3 separate regions of the Homo sapiens genome follow, and all the other regions are linked to region 3. Evidence: chromatin contacts called from ENCODE Hi-C or POLR2A ChIA-PET data. All regions are on one chromosome and are shown on one strand. Each heading gives the region's core, a stretch centred on a gene start or an enhancer-like site at or near the end of the contact. The rest is flanking DNA. Distances are from core to core; before and after follow the strand shown.

The links. A loop is a pair of places that touch in the nucleus more often than their neighbours do. ChIA-PET counts read pairs that join two places held with the same protein, here RNA polymerase II (POLR2A). Pooled maps may share reads with other maps.
Region 1: a loop to region 3 is called in a map of endothelial cell of umbilical vein, with 6 times the contacts of the local background. The contact joins two enhancer-like sites. A Hi-C loop is called at or near these places in 2 of 168 maps with a recorded cell type or tissue (endothelial cell of umbilical vein and posterior vena cava) and 1 of 50 pooled maps. POLR2A ChIA-PET finds 5 or more read pairs at or near these places in 2 of 52 experiments (GM12878 and activated T-cell).
Region 2: a map of endothelial cell of umbilical vein shows a loop between it and region 3 (4-fold over the local background). The contact joins the promoter of ADGRL4 here to the enhancer-like site in region 3. A Hi-C loop is called at or near these places in 2 of 168 maps with a recorded cell type or tissue (endothelial cell of umbilical vein and heart right ventricle) and 3 of 50 pooled maps.

What each region holds. Positions count from the first base shown.
Region 1 is chr1:79,077,908-79,081,888 of GRCh38, forward strand. No RefSeq gene overlaps it. Among named protein-coding and RNA genes, the nearest start is that of ADGRL4, 73 kb to the left of the region's middle. RefSeq lists an enhancer at 1-3,981. Within about 2 kb of position 1,949, at least 2 of the 41 ENCODE cell types and tissues checked have a DNase peak (open chromatin) inside an H3K27ac peak, as active enhancers do; they include endothelial cell of umbilical vein, where a contact is called at or near this core.
Region 2 is chr1:79,005,125-79,009,392 of GRCh38, forward strand. ADGRL4 (adhesion G protein-coupled receptor L4) reads right to left here and starts at 1,606. Exons shown (of 15, transcript NM_022159.4): 1 at 1,509-1,606; 2 at 1-95. The coding sequence starts at 1,530.
Region 3 is chr1:79,039,120-79,043,181 of GRCh38, forward strand. No RefSeq gene overlaps it. Among named protein-coding and RNA genes, the nearest start is that of ADGRL4, 34 kb to the left of the region's middle. Within about 2 kb of position 1,717, at least 2 of the 41 ENCODE cell types and tissues checked have a DNase peak (open chromatin) inside an H3K27ac peak, as active enhancers do; they include endothelial cell of umbilical vein, where a contact is called at or near this core.

The DNA.
Region 1 (3,981 bases), core at 699-3,198, 39 kb after region 3:
TCCATATGTGCTTTAATGGATGTTTTAATTACAGTATTTTATACCTGTTTCTATATGTGTCTAGAATTATATGTTTATAACCATCCATATAAGTTACATTATTATAAATTTTTATATTTAACTTTTTGTAACTGAAATAGCATTATGTTTCACTTTTGTTATTTTTCAGGATATCTGTAATGTTTTCAGTTGTACAATATACAATATTTTCACAGGTTTCAGTGCTCACAGAGTTGCCTCAAACTGTGAAAAAAGGAACTTGATAAATCTTTCCAAATAAGACGATCACTTCATTTCTTTCCTTCATGAACTTGTGCTTTCTTTGTAGTGTATTTTGGCTTGAAATAAATTTTTTAAAAAAACCACAGAAATAGATTTTAAAGATGTCCTGGCCATTTTATCTGGGTTTCTCAACAAATACTCATTCAGTATCAACTGCTTATATGCATACCTTATTGACTCTAACTTTAAAAGTTCTTTGATATTATGGATCAATAGTCTATATGTTTTTGAATTTTGTATTTTTACAGAGTTTTAAACAGAAAATATAGTATTAAAAGTTGAATGGTTTGGATTTGTGTCCCCACCCAAATCTCATGTTTAATTGTAATCCTCAGTGTTGGAGAAGGGGCCTGATAGGAGGTGATTGAATCAGCTATCATGAGACTAGCAGATTTCCCCCTTGCTAGTCTCATGATAATGAGTGAGTTCTCATGAGATCTGGTTGTTTAAAAGTGTGTAGCACGTCCCCCTTCTTTTTAATTCCTCTTTCTCTAGCCATGTAAGACATGCCTGCTTCCCCTTTGCCTTCCACCATGATTGTGAGTTTCTTGAGGCCTCCTTAGTCATGCTTCTTGTACAGCCTGTGGAACCACATGCCAATTAAAGCTCTTTTCTTTATAAATTACCCAGTCTCAGTTATTTCTTTATAGCAGTGTGAGAACAGACTGATACAAAAGTATATGGAAAATTTATAAGCAATACCTTGTTGCATTTCTTCCTCCCTCCTTTCCTCTTTTCCTTTATTACTCTTTCTTCTTTTATTTTATCCAGCCTCCATTCCTTTTCTTTCCTTCTTAGCTTAAAATAACAGTTAATAAAATTGACCCTTTATTCTTTAGATTTTGTTTGTTTATCTACATACATAGAGGTTAAATCAAGCTACTTAGTGGCCGAATATCTGATTCAATCTTCAGAAAATTTGAACCTTACTATCACCATATAATAATAGATAGAAGAATAGAGTATTAGTGTTAAGGCCTGTAAAATAAAATGTATATTTTAAAAAGATAGGCTCAGTCAATAAATTCTGATCAGGATTTTCATTATCAAAGATATTTAATAAGTAATGATCTGAAGTGAATATAATGATAGGCATTGTGCACTGGGAAAGCTCCAGCACAAAAACTTTTTCAAGTATTTTAACTACATATAAGTAAATACTCTAAGCACACTTTGTCAAATACTGCATTATGAAATTGTATGAAATATAAAATATGTATGAAATATAAAATATAGGGTAAAATATATCTTTTTAGTCACATATATCAAGGGCTAGAAAGAATCTCCATTTAGAGAGAAACCAGAAAGTGAGATGATGGAGATAATGGGGAGAATAGAACATGTTCATTAGATGTTGAAGGTAAATACTTGACATACTTTTGGAACCTGATTTGTAGAGTGTGAAACAGTAAAAACATAAAAATTTGTTTAAGTTATGCCAACTTGGAATCTGAAAGTCAAGATTTAAATCCTGTTATGACTGAAACCAGATCTGTATTTGGTTGAGTATATCATTCTCTAAGAGATTTTTTTTTTAAAAAAAGAACAACTCAAACTTATAGCAATAAAAATGATAATAGTTCTAATTCTTCAGAAAGCATCTGGCTCTGGGCTCTATTTCCTGAGAAGTTATGTAACTGTTGTATAATACATCAGTATGCCAAGGCAGAGAAGGCAGAGGAGAGTGCTGGAAAATGGAGAAGGTGCTGATTTAAGCTTTATCAGCTTCTAAGGATTGTTTGGCCTGCTGTTCTGGTTCCTTCCTCAGGAAGCCAAGATTTGCATGGCTGCTTCTGGATGAGTCATCAGTTTGGGCTCACTAAGCTCAGCTGTGGCCTGGTAGGGAAGGATCCTATGTCAGGAAATCTGGGATATTTACTGACACTCATGCATGTCTGTAGCTAGTAAGCACAACTGATTTGAATCTACATGAAATGAGGCTGAGGTCAGGGGTTTGATCTCTGTTGGGCCAGTTGGCTTTTTTTGACATAGTGATCACAGACTGTATCTCACCCTGACCAGCCAAGTGTCTTGCACATATGAGCTACTCATGAGAGAATGGACAAGTTCCTATGTATGTACTAACCTCAAAAAAAATTCCTTCTCTTAGAAAAACAACTCAAGCATATTGTCGTCACTTATTAGCACCAACTTCATTTATTAGGTGAATTTGATTGTTAGAAAATTCAATGGATTTTTGAGATGGATTTCTGGTTTGCAATGAAATAAATATTCTTCAAATAATGTTGTTAATAATACTTTATTCACATAGACTCTCCTTTAAATTAAATAAAATTAGAGTATTAAAATGACAAAATATTAGCCTTCAAAATTATAGGTGACCATTAGGAATAGTTTAGACACCTTGCAGAATTCTAATGCTGGTGAAGTTCCATTACTGAAATATACTAAAAAATATATATTTATCTCAGGTGAGCTTATGTAGTGTATACATGTTGTGTAAATAATGCTTGTATTTTGCTTTGGGAAACCACCTCTTCCTCACTCTTAATCCATGTAGGATGACCTCACTTTTGAGACCTAGAAGTAACCTCAGTATTCATGCCTTGGTACTGAAATTTAACTAGTGACATTTTTGGTAACTATTGTACAAGAGAGATTTTCCTCTGCCTTGATGAATTAGGTAGGAAGATGAAAGTTGGGCACTGTTAGGGTCATTAGAAGGAAAGGACCTAACTGAAAATAAGGCTAACCTGGAGAAAAACAAGGGCATGGGATGCAGGTGGGGTTGGGTGGTGGTGGTAGACAAAAAACCAAAACAAAAAACAGAGTCTTCATGACATTTTTGATACAACCATATGTGAAGGTAAACTTTGGGACTTCAGAGATTTATAAAGTCAATAAATCCCACTTCCTTTCTGGGGGCTTTGAATCAATGTTATTGTATTTCTACAACTTGCAAATGTAAAATTCCTGGCTAATAGAAATAAGAAATTTTATTTACTCGAACACGTTTTTGAACACCTAATTTGAGCTTCTGACTTATCACTTAGCTATATTTTAATAGAATCTGATAGAATATTTTTCCATTATATATACATATGAAATGTAAATTTTCATATCATCTCTGATGTAACATATAAAATGAAGTGCCTTTTCAGAAAAAAATGACAAAATTTGCAGTCATTTAAATAGGACAAAAATGAACATCTGCAAGCAATGATAACATGCAGATTAATGTTTCTTCCTATTCTCACAACAATAGTAATGTCACATTATAGTTTCAAAGATCTAAAATCCTAATAAAGGCAAAAAGTGTTTTAAAATTAAAATGCAGAGTTGCCAAAAATATTTAAATAATGTGGCTGGAGTGCTGGATTTTTTTAAAAATATCCTATCTTGTAACATTTAATCTCATGTCAGCCAAGCTTAAATGAAGGCATTAAAGCTCAATTCAGTCAAGCACATGGGATGTTACATTTGTTGTAAACATATTACGTATCATAACTAGTACTTTCATATTCTATTGATTTTCACTATGTTGCATGACTAGATAGGTTATTTCATACAGATAGAGTTCACACTATGGAAAATGACATTTCTATTTTAAAAATAGATCATTTGATGCCCTTTGCCTATTGGTGTTTTACAGTCATGCCATATCAACATTATCTGTACATTATAATGAATCGATAATGTTGAAGGCATCAGAATGAAATATCAGAATGAATTTGAACA
Region 2 (4,268 bases), core at 356-2,855, 34 kb before region 3:
AATTCCATTGCGTATTTCACATTTTGCATTTGGGAGACAAGGTGTCTTGGTGCAATTTTGAGTATAGGAACAATTCAACAAAGTGGAAAAAACCACTAAATAAAATAGAGAAATACACCTTTTCAAAAAGTAAAACAAACATCTCTCCCCATTGTTGAATTAGAGTATAATAAACATAAATTATCCTCTCTTTCTATTTAGATAAATGGATTATAAATTTTTCCCAAGAGAGCACTTAGCTAAGTAACAGCACAAAAGCAAGTAAGTAAAACTTACTTTTAAGATGAAGGCTTTTTTTGTTCCAATTTCAACCTTTATCAAGTAAATCTCAATGAAACTAAAATGTAATAAACAACTCAGCTTTATAATAAAAACTGTGTTCCCAGATCAGTATAGCATGTTGATTAAGTGTTACCCTTCATTCTGAGGTGAGATACTTTGAAAGGGAACTGCCTGATTGTAAAGCAATTTCCCTCCTCTGGGAGTAATCCTGTGTAGAAATGAAGGTAAATTGAGTATTCAGGTTTTTGCAAATTCAAATCTGTGTTATTTTAAGATGACATCTTATCTAGGAGAACAGATGCACTTGCTGTTTTTTTCTGTGTTCTAATGATTGTTTTCAATTTCAATTGTTTTCAATTTCAATTTCAATTGTTTTCAATTCAATTATTCATAATAAAATTTATTTCACTGTTTTTATTTTCCATTAGGGGAAATTTAAAAACAAAACAAAAACAAAAAAAGAAACTCAAGATTATAGTCAAAGATTGATCTTCCAGAAATGGAACAGCACACAAATGTGAACAAAAAAAAATGAAACAAAACAAGGAACAAGACTATACATCAGAGTTATTGAAATACATTTGGAAATTATATGTTGTGGACTGATAGGAAAAAATAAGGAAAAGTAAAGTCGGTTCCTTTTTTATTGTTTTACCAGGCCTACTCAAGAGTCTTGAGGACCAACAGCTATGAAGCATGAGGTCATTGTTCTGAAAACAGTCATCTAACATTAGTTGTCCTTATCAGGTACCAAGAGATTCTTAAGTATTCTGTTCTAAATCCCAGTGGCAAATAACTATGTATACTGACTAAGCCGGAATTAGTTCACCCTCGGAGATGTCATTTACTATCTTTCTGCACAGTATGTTCAAAATGAAGCTCAAATCTGGCCCGGCAATCCCCTTAAAATGCCAGGAAACCTCTCATGGGTGTTAATGGTCTGGATTTCCCAAATTTCTTCGGGGCAGAACAGAAGAAAGGTGAAAGGGGATGCTGGACACTTCCTCAAGAGGAATAAAAAGGTAACATTCCCTGGACCTTGGAATATTCAACTTTAGAGTTGAAAGGTCAAGGAGAAAAACATCCTGAGAAGTACTAAATCAATTCTCCTCGGAGATTTTGCCAAATACACTTGCCATGTGAGCTCCACCTCTTAAAAAATCCAGTCCCCTACAAGGGATTGGTCCCTCCGACGACCTCGGCGACCAGGGGCGCTGAGCACTCACCTAGGAGCGGGAGGCGTTTCATTGGCGGTGGCCGCAGTGGTGGCGGTGGCGGAGAGCGCGGCGGAGTGAGTGCGGCTGTGGACCCGGGACCGGGCGCCGCTGGGCGGGCGCGGCAGGGTCCCGGATCCGTCCTCCGTGACGCGCCGGCTTCCTCCGGACACTTTCCGGCCTCTTTTGTGTGAGTGTGTGAGTCAAGCCCTGAATCCGCTGGCCACGTCCGGCCTCCATCCCCTTTCCCCACGCCTCCTGGGCTCCATTCCCTGCCTAGTGACCACTGACCCTGAGCAATGTTACAGCCCCACTGAGGAATCAGTTTATCCCCAGGCGCAGCTCCCAGAGTGACACCCTAAAAGTGAGTACTTAAAAAGCAAAGGTCTCTGAGATCCACGGAGAGCCCCTCCAGAGGGAGCATCCAAAACTCAGTAGGTTTCAGGGGTTCTCTCTGACACCTAAATTTCAAGACATAGCCTTTTTTTTAATATACTCGCCAATAAATTTTCCTAAAGAACAATGGGTCAAGAAGTAGTCAGGAGACCTGAATCCATGCAAAGGGGCATGCCAGTGCTCAGGCCCCACCTTGCTGGGACTCAGGGTTGCATCGTGTAAAATAAGGATATAGTCTATTGTGTCTAGGTTAGATTGTGTTTTCCATTATCAACTCAATTTCAGGTAAAATTCACCTGTAGCCCTTCCTTACATCTGCAGAAAAATTGGTGCATCATATCCTTTGCATGTTAATATACAAGTCGATTACGTAGAAAGAGATCGTCCACATTGGAACATGGAAACAATTCTAGCTTAAAAAATTAAAAATAACTGGCAGACAAAACTAATGTATCATGACAGAAAATAGATCAATGGTTGCCCAGGGTTGGGATGCAGAAGAGGGACTGACTGCAGAAAGGCACAAGGAGAAATTGAGGTGATGATAATATTCTATATTTTGATTGAGGTGATGGTTGCATGAGTGCATGCATTTGTCATAACTTATCCAACTGTATTCTTAAAACTGGTGCATTTTATTGTATATAAGTTAGATGAATTGTATTATATGTAAGTTTAAATAAAGTTGATTTAAAGAAAGGAAATGACTAATATTTTTGCCATCAACACAAGCCATTTTACCTTTCAATAGTCAGATCACCTTTGTCACATACCATTTCTATTCTGTTTAAAAAGTGACTAGTGCAAATTTACTTTATATAAAGAGCAGCCTCAGAAAGATGAACAGCCACAGCCCCCGGACTCCAGGGGGATTATGAACTACTGGGAAAACAACTAAAACTAGTCACAATCACACACCACAAAGTGACTTATATATTAACAGCAGTCACAAGTGCTTATGTATTGACACGTTTATCTGGCTCTCCATAGCATTTTCCCAGACTCCTTCTAGGTGAATGTGGGCAAAAGTTCCTGAGAGTGGCACCATAATAGGTGAGGCAAATGAGGAACAAAGGTGTTGCGTGACTTGCTCAGAGTCCACAGCAGCTCTTAGACAGCTGGTCTAAGTGACTGGCCTTGATTGGAACCCGGACTATAAACTCACAGTCCATGTTCTCTATATTGGACTTTTTTTGAGACGCTTTTTTTGAGTGGCTTTTTTTGAGACGGAATCTCACTCTGTTGCCAGGCTGGAGTGCAGTGGCACAATCTCTGTTCACTGCAACCTCCGCCTCCCAGGTTCAAGCGATTCTCCTGCCTCAGCCTCCCGAGTAGCTGGGACTACAGGCACATGTACCATAGCCAGCTAATTTTTGTATTTTTAGTAGAAACGGGGTTTCACCATGTTGTCCAGGATGGTCTCGATCTCTTGACCTCATGATCCGCCCACCTTGGTCCCCCAAAGTGGTGGGCTTACAGGCTTGAGCCACCGCTCCTGGCCACAAATGGGCATTTTTGACGAATTTCATTATGCACTATTCTAGAAACTCTTAATTTATCCAATCAATCAGCACATTTTCAAATTCCATATCTATCACACTCGGGCACTGAATGAAGTGTCATGGAGCAAAACAAAACAAAACAAAACAAAAAGCCAAAAAACAAAACTTTATTCCTGACCTTCGAGTTCTAGGAGATTAAGAACCATTAACAGACATCACACTCAGGAGGCTGTTGCAAGAATGAGGAGTCATCAGATATTGTTATTCGGGGAGTTTGAAAAAGTGATTTAAAAGTCCTAAATGCCATAAAAAAGAAGTTCTAGACTTTGTTGATAACTTTTTTTCTAAAGATTTTTGTTTTTGTTTTTGTTTTAAACTAAAAAGCAATTCAGTGAATCACTGGCAAGAACGCAAATGATGGATTTTAAGGGCATACCAAAGGCAAGGAAGCAAAAATAAACTATGAAGAGTTTAGGAAATAGATTATGAATGCCTGAACAAGGGTAGGCATATTCGTGATGGAGAGATAGGGACAGATTGCAGAAAGCATTAGATAAAGACAAATTGATGTCTGCTTGACTTAGTAAAATTGAGATATAAGGCTGAAACAAAGAGAATGTGGAGGTTTTCCAGTTGTATGAATGGGAGAAGGTGGGAACCATTCACAAAGATACAAAAGATAGGATGAGGAGTAATTCTGAAAGAAAAAATGAATAAGCCCAGTTTGGTAATACAAAATTGGAAGTATGTCAATGATCTGAATTTATTCATGTGAAACCAGTTTCTCCAGTTATAAGAAGTTGAGCTTCAATGTACATACATAGAAACAAACTTTAGAAGGCATAAATATAGAAACACATTATTTTCTGAGATG
Region 3 (4,062 bases), core at 467-2,966:
GTGGGAGCAGACCCGAGCAATGGCTCAAGGGCCAGGATAGAGAATCTTCTTGGGTGCAAATACCCCCTAGAAGTTTCCCATTGGCCACTTCATGCTCACCTCATGTAAATGAAGTGGTAGCCCACAATCAGTCTGATTGGTTGCAGAAAGCAGCCAACCAGAGGCTGAAATGAAGTTGCCAAGGTCACACTCCTGTGCAAACATCTCATTGGTTGCAAGAAGCAACCATCAGAGGCTAGTGTGAAGTTACAAAGTTATACATTGCATGCAAATGAAGGCTCACCACAATCAATCTGATCGGTTGTGGACAGCAACCATTCAGAGGCTGGAGTGAAGTTACAAAGCTGCAAAGGAAGATTCCACCTGCAATCAGTCTGATTTGCTGGGGACAGCCAATTTCTCATCTGCCACGCAGAAAAAAATGGGGTTCGCAAAGGGAGTAGCCCCTGGTCCTTTTGTTACTTAGGTGTGAAAAGTGAGAGTTTTCCTTTCAATTCAGTTCTATGAAGTTGGTGTGAAACAGCCTTTGGTTCCCTGCATCTACACCCAAATCTCCTGTCTCAAAATCAGGTTTCCCTTTTGTAATTTTGGCATTTATAATAACTTATTATACACATTTGTCTCTAGAGGTCTTCTTGAACACACATGGCCTTGAAATAACACTTTCTAAACATTAATAGCTATTGATAAGCAAAGAAAATAAAATAAAATAGAATTAATCAAATTTATCTGCTTTTTAAGCATTTAGATTCTGAACTTAGACTTGTATTTATTTCTAAAATGTTTGAATGGAATGAAAAAAATATTTACCAGATACTTAGGCAGTGGAAATTCAGTATTTGCCACAATATCAGTTGAATGATCCAAAAAAAGTTAAATGATTCTTAATTTACTTAAATTAAGAGAGCAACAGTTTTAAAAACATTGAGGGCTAATTACAACTAAATAAATTAAAATATATGCACATCAAAATATACATGTATGGGTACTTTATTTTCAGCAACCAACTGAGAAATTCCTGTTTAGGCAAGATTCTACCCACTCAGAAGTTTGGTTGATAAGCTATCTTCATGAAATACATAATAATAACTCTGTGTGTGTGTGTGTGTGTGTGTGTGTGTGTGTGTGTGTGTGTAGAGAGAGAGAGAGAGAGAGAGAGAAAGGCTGCTGGTTTTGAAAGTGGAATGATGATAGTTCTACTATTTCAAGTATCAATAGTCTTATAAGGTAAAAATAGTGACAGTCTAATCAGATCTAACCAAAAATTTAACCAAAAAAAAAATTTTCAAGCTCTCTTTTTGAAACAACGCTTTACATAATATACTTACATTCATTACTAATCTCACTCAAGAATACAGGTAATGATACTCTAAAGCCAGTGAGCGAAATATGCAAGTAATATCTAAGTCGCGGTTAAGCTTCCTTCTTTCCTTTGACATGAGGTACTCTGAGACTTGTACATTTTTTCACTTATTCACCTTTTAAGTAATACAGTTTAATTTCAACGTATTAAAATCAGTCACAAAAATGCTCTTCCAAAGCATTTACAAAAGCTTCTGCTTACTAGTGTTTTAGTCATAATTTCAATTTGCTAACTTCCTTTGCAATACGTACTTTCGTTTCAATGTTTTCTCTTAAATCACCACCTCTTTCATGATAAATTGTTGTGATAAAAAAAAGTGCTTCCTCTGGTGGGACGATGTAACTATTCATTTCGCTAATGTACTTCACATCTGTCATTTGCAGTCCCTAAATACTTTGTCACAGCACGAAATAGAAACCTTACAGAGTAGGTCTATGAAGTATGTTTTCATTTTAAGTCACTATCTATGATGTAATTTGGAACAGTGGAATGATTAGATCAGTCTTTTCTTTTCTTCTGTCAGTACCAGAGACAAAGCATGTTAACTATAGAAATGTCAACTTTCATATTCCCTGATAAACTGAGCACTATTTCCAGGATTTATTCTAAACTCAGGCTTTGAGGGTGGGGACTGACCCTTATGTGCCTGCTCATACACAGTTAAGTAATTATTTGTGGTTGATAAGGACTACCTATTTTCTATTGACTTGAAGAAATTGTATTTGCAGTAGGTTTAAAAGAAAAAGCTGCCAGAGGAAATTTGGGTGGAACCCTGTCAATTCAGTTAATTTAAGACCCAGAGTTACTATATAAAGGAAGGAAGCAGATACCAACTCTTAAAAAAGACATCTACATTATCCAGAATAGTGCTCAAAAATATTATGCATTCAAATATATTTTAATAAGTGAATGTTGAGTAATGAATGACATAAAATATTTTTTACTAAATACAACTTTACCATAATATTAAAATATATTTGGCAGGAAAAATCCAAAAGGGATCCCTCTGTTAGGAGATTGCATTCTCTTTTATTCTTTCTTTTCTTTTATCAAATGATGCAGCCAAAGAGAGAGATCTGAATAAGACATAACGCAAGTGTAGAAACAAAAGTCCAGGAAATCATCTTAATTATATGTATTTATTTGTACAGTCTTTCTCTGTCACCAAGGCTGGAGTGCAGTGGTGTGGTCATAGCTCACTGCAGCCTCGAACTCCTGGGCTCAAGGGATCTTCCCATCTCAGATGCCCAAGTAGCTAGAACTAGAAGTGCATGCCGCCATGCCCAGACAATTTTGTAATTTTATTTTTTGTAGAGATGGGGTGTTGCTTTGTTGCCTAGGATGGTCTTAAACTCCAAGCAACCCTCTCACTTTGGCCTCCCATAGCACTTGGATTAGGGACGTGAGTCACCATGCCTGGCCATCTTAATTGTTTCCAATAAATCATACATTTAAACTACTTAACCTAGCAAATATTTAAATAAATTAAGAGAAAAATATTTTCTAAATTACTTAAGGCCAATCATAAAGAAATTACAATATATGTGAATGGAAATTAACACAAAGAAGTATTTTTGTTTTCAGCATCTAAATGAGAAATTCCTGTTTAGGTAGAATTGTCAGAAGTTTGACTGAAAAACCATCTTCATAAAAGTACACACGAATAACCTAGTATTGTGTGTGTGTGTGTGCATATATATATATATATATATATATATACATACACACATGAGTGTGTGTGTATGTGTGTGTGTGTAGACAGCTCATTTTGAAAGTGGGATGCTAATACTTCTGCTATTTCCAGCATGAGTCATTTAGAGGTAAAAACAGTGACTCATCAGATTTAACAAAAATTTAGCCAAAAACCTAAACTTTCAAGATCCCTTTTTGAAACAAGATTTTTACATAATATGCTATCATTACTTATTAATGTCACTCAAGAATAAAGATAATGATGTTCTAAAGCCATCTCAATAAGGAAGCCGTAAAATATTGTTCATTGTATCTTTATTTCATCTTTTAAAATCTGCTTTTGTTTATGTTTATGTTGTATTTAAGAGAGATTAATCCTGTATGGGATTATATATAAATATATGTATATTTGGTACTAAAAATGAAATGGATATATCAGTCTAATAATAGAATTCTGGAGGTAACTGATACTGAACTAACTGTAGAAGATTGATAGAGCTTCAGAACTTAAGAGGAGCTTGTGAAGAGATAAAAAGAAGCCTCAAAAACGTCCTGAAATTCATATGGATGGAATGGGCAAACATTACGCTAAGTGAAATAAGCCAAATACAGGAAGTCAAATACCACATATTTTCACTTATATGTGGAACCTAAAACAATAGAAGTCACAGAACCAAAAAGTAGGATGGTAGTTACTAGCAACTGGGCTGTGGGGGAATGGGAGGATTACAGTCAAAGGGTACAAAGCCTCAGTAAGGAGGGATATGTTTTATTTTTTTTTAGGTGAATTGCACAGCTTGGTGAATATAGCTGATAATTGAGTCCTTTATGTTTCAATGTTGCTGAGAGTAAATTTCTAATGTGTTCGTCAACAAATGTTAAATATTTGAAGTTAATTAGCTTAATTTACTCTTTCCATGTTGTATTAAAAAAGCGGAACACCACTTCTATAATTATATGCAACTGTAATTTGTGTATAATAAAAATAAAAATTAGAAAATCTAAGT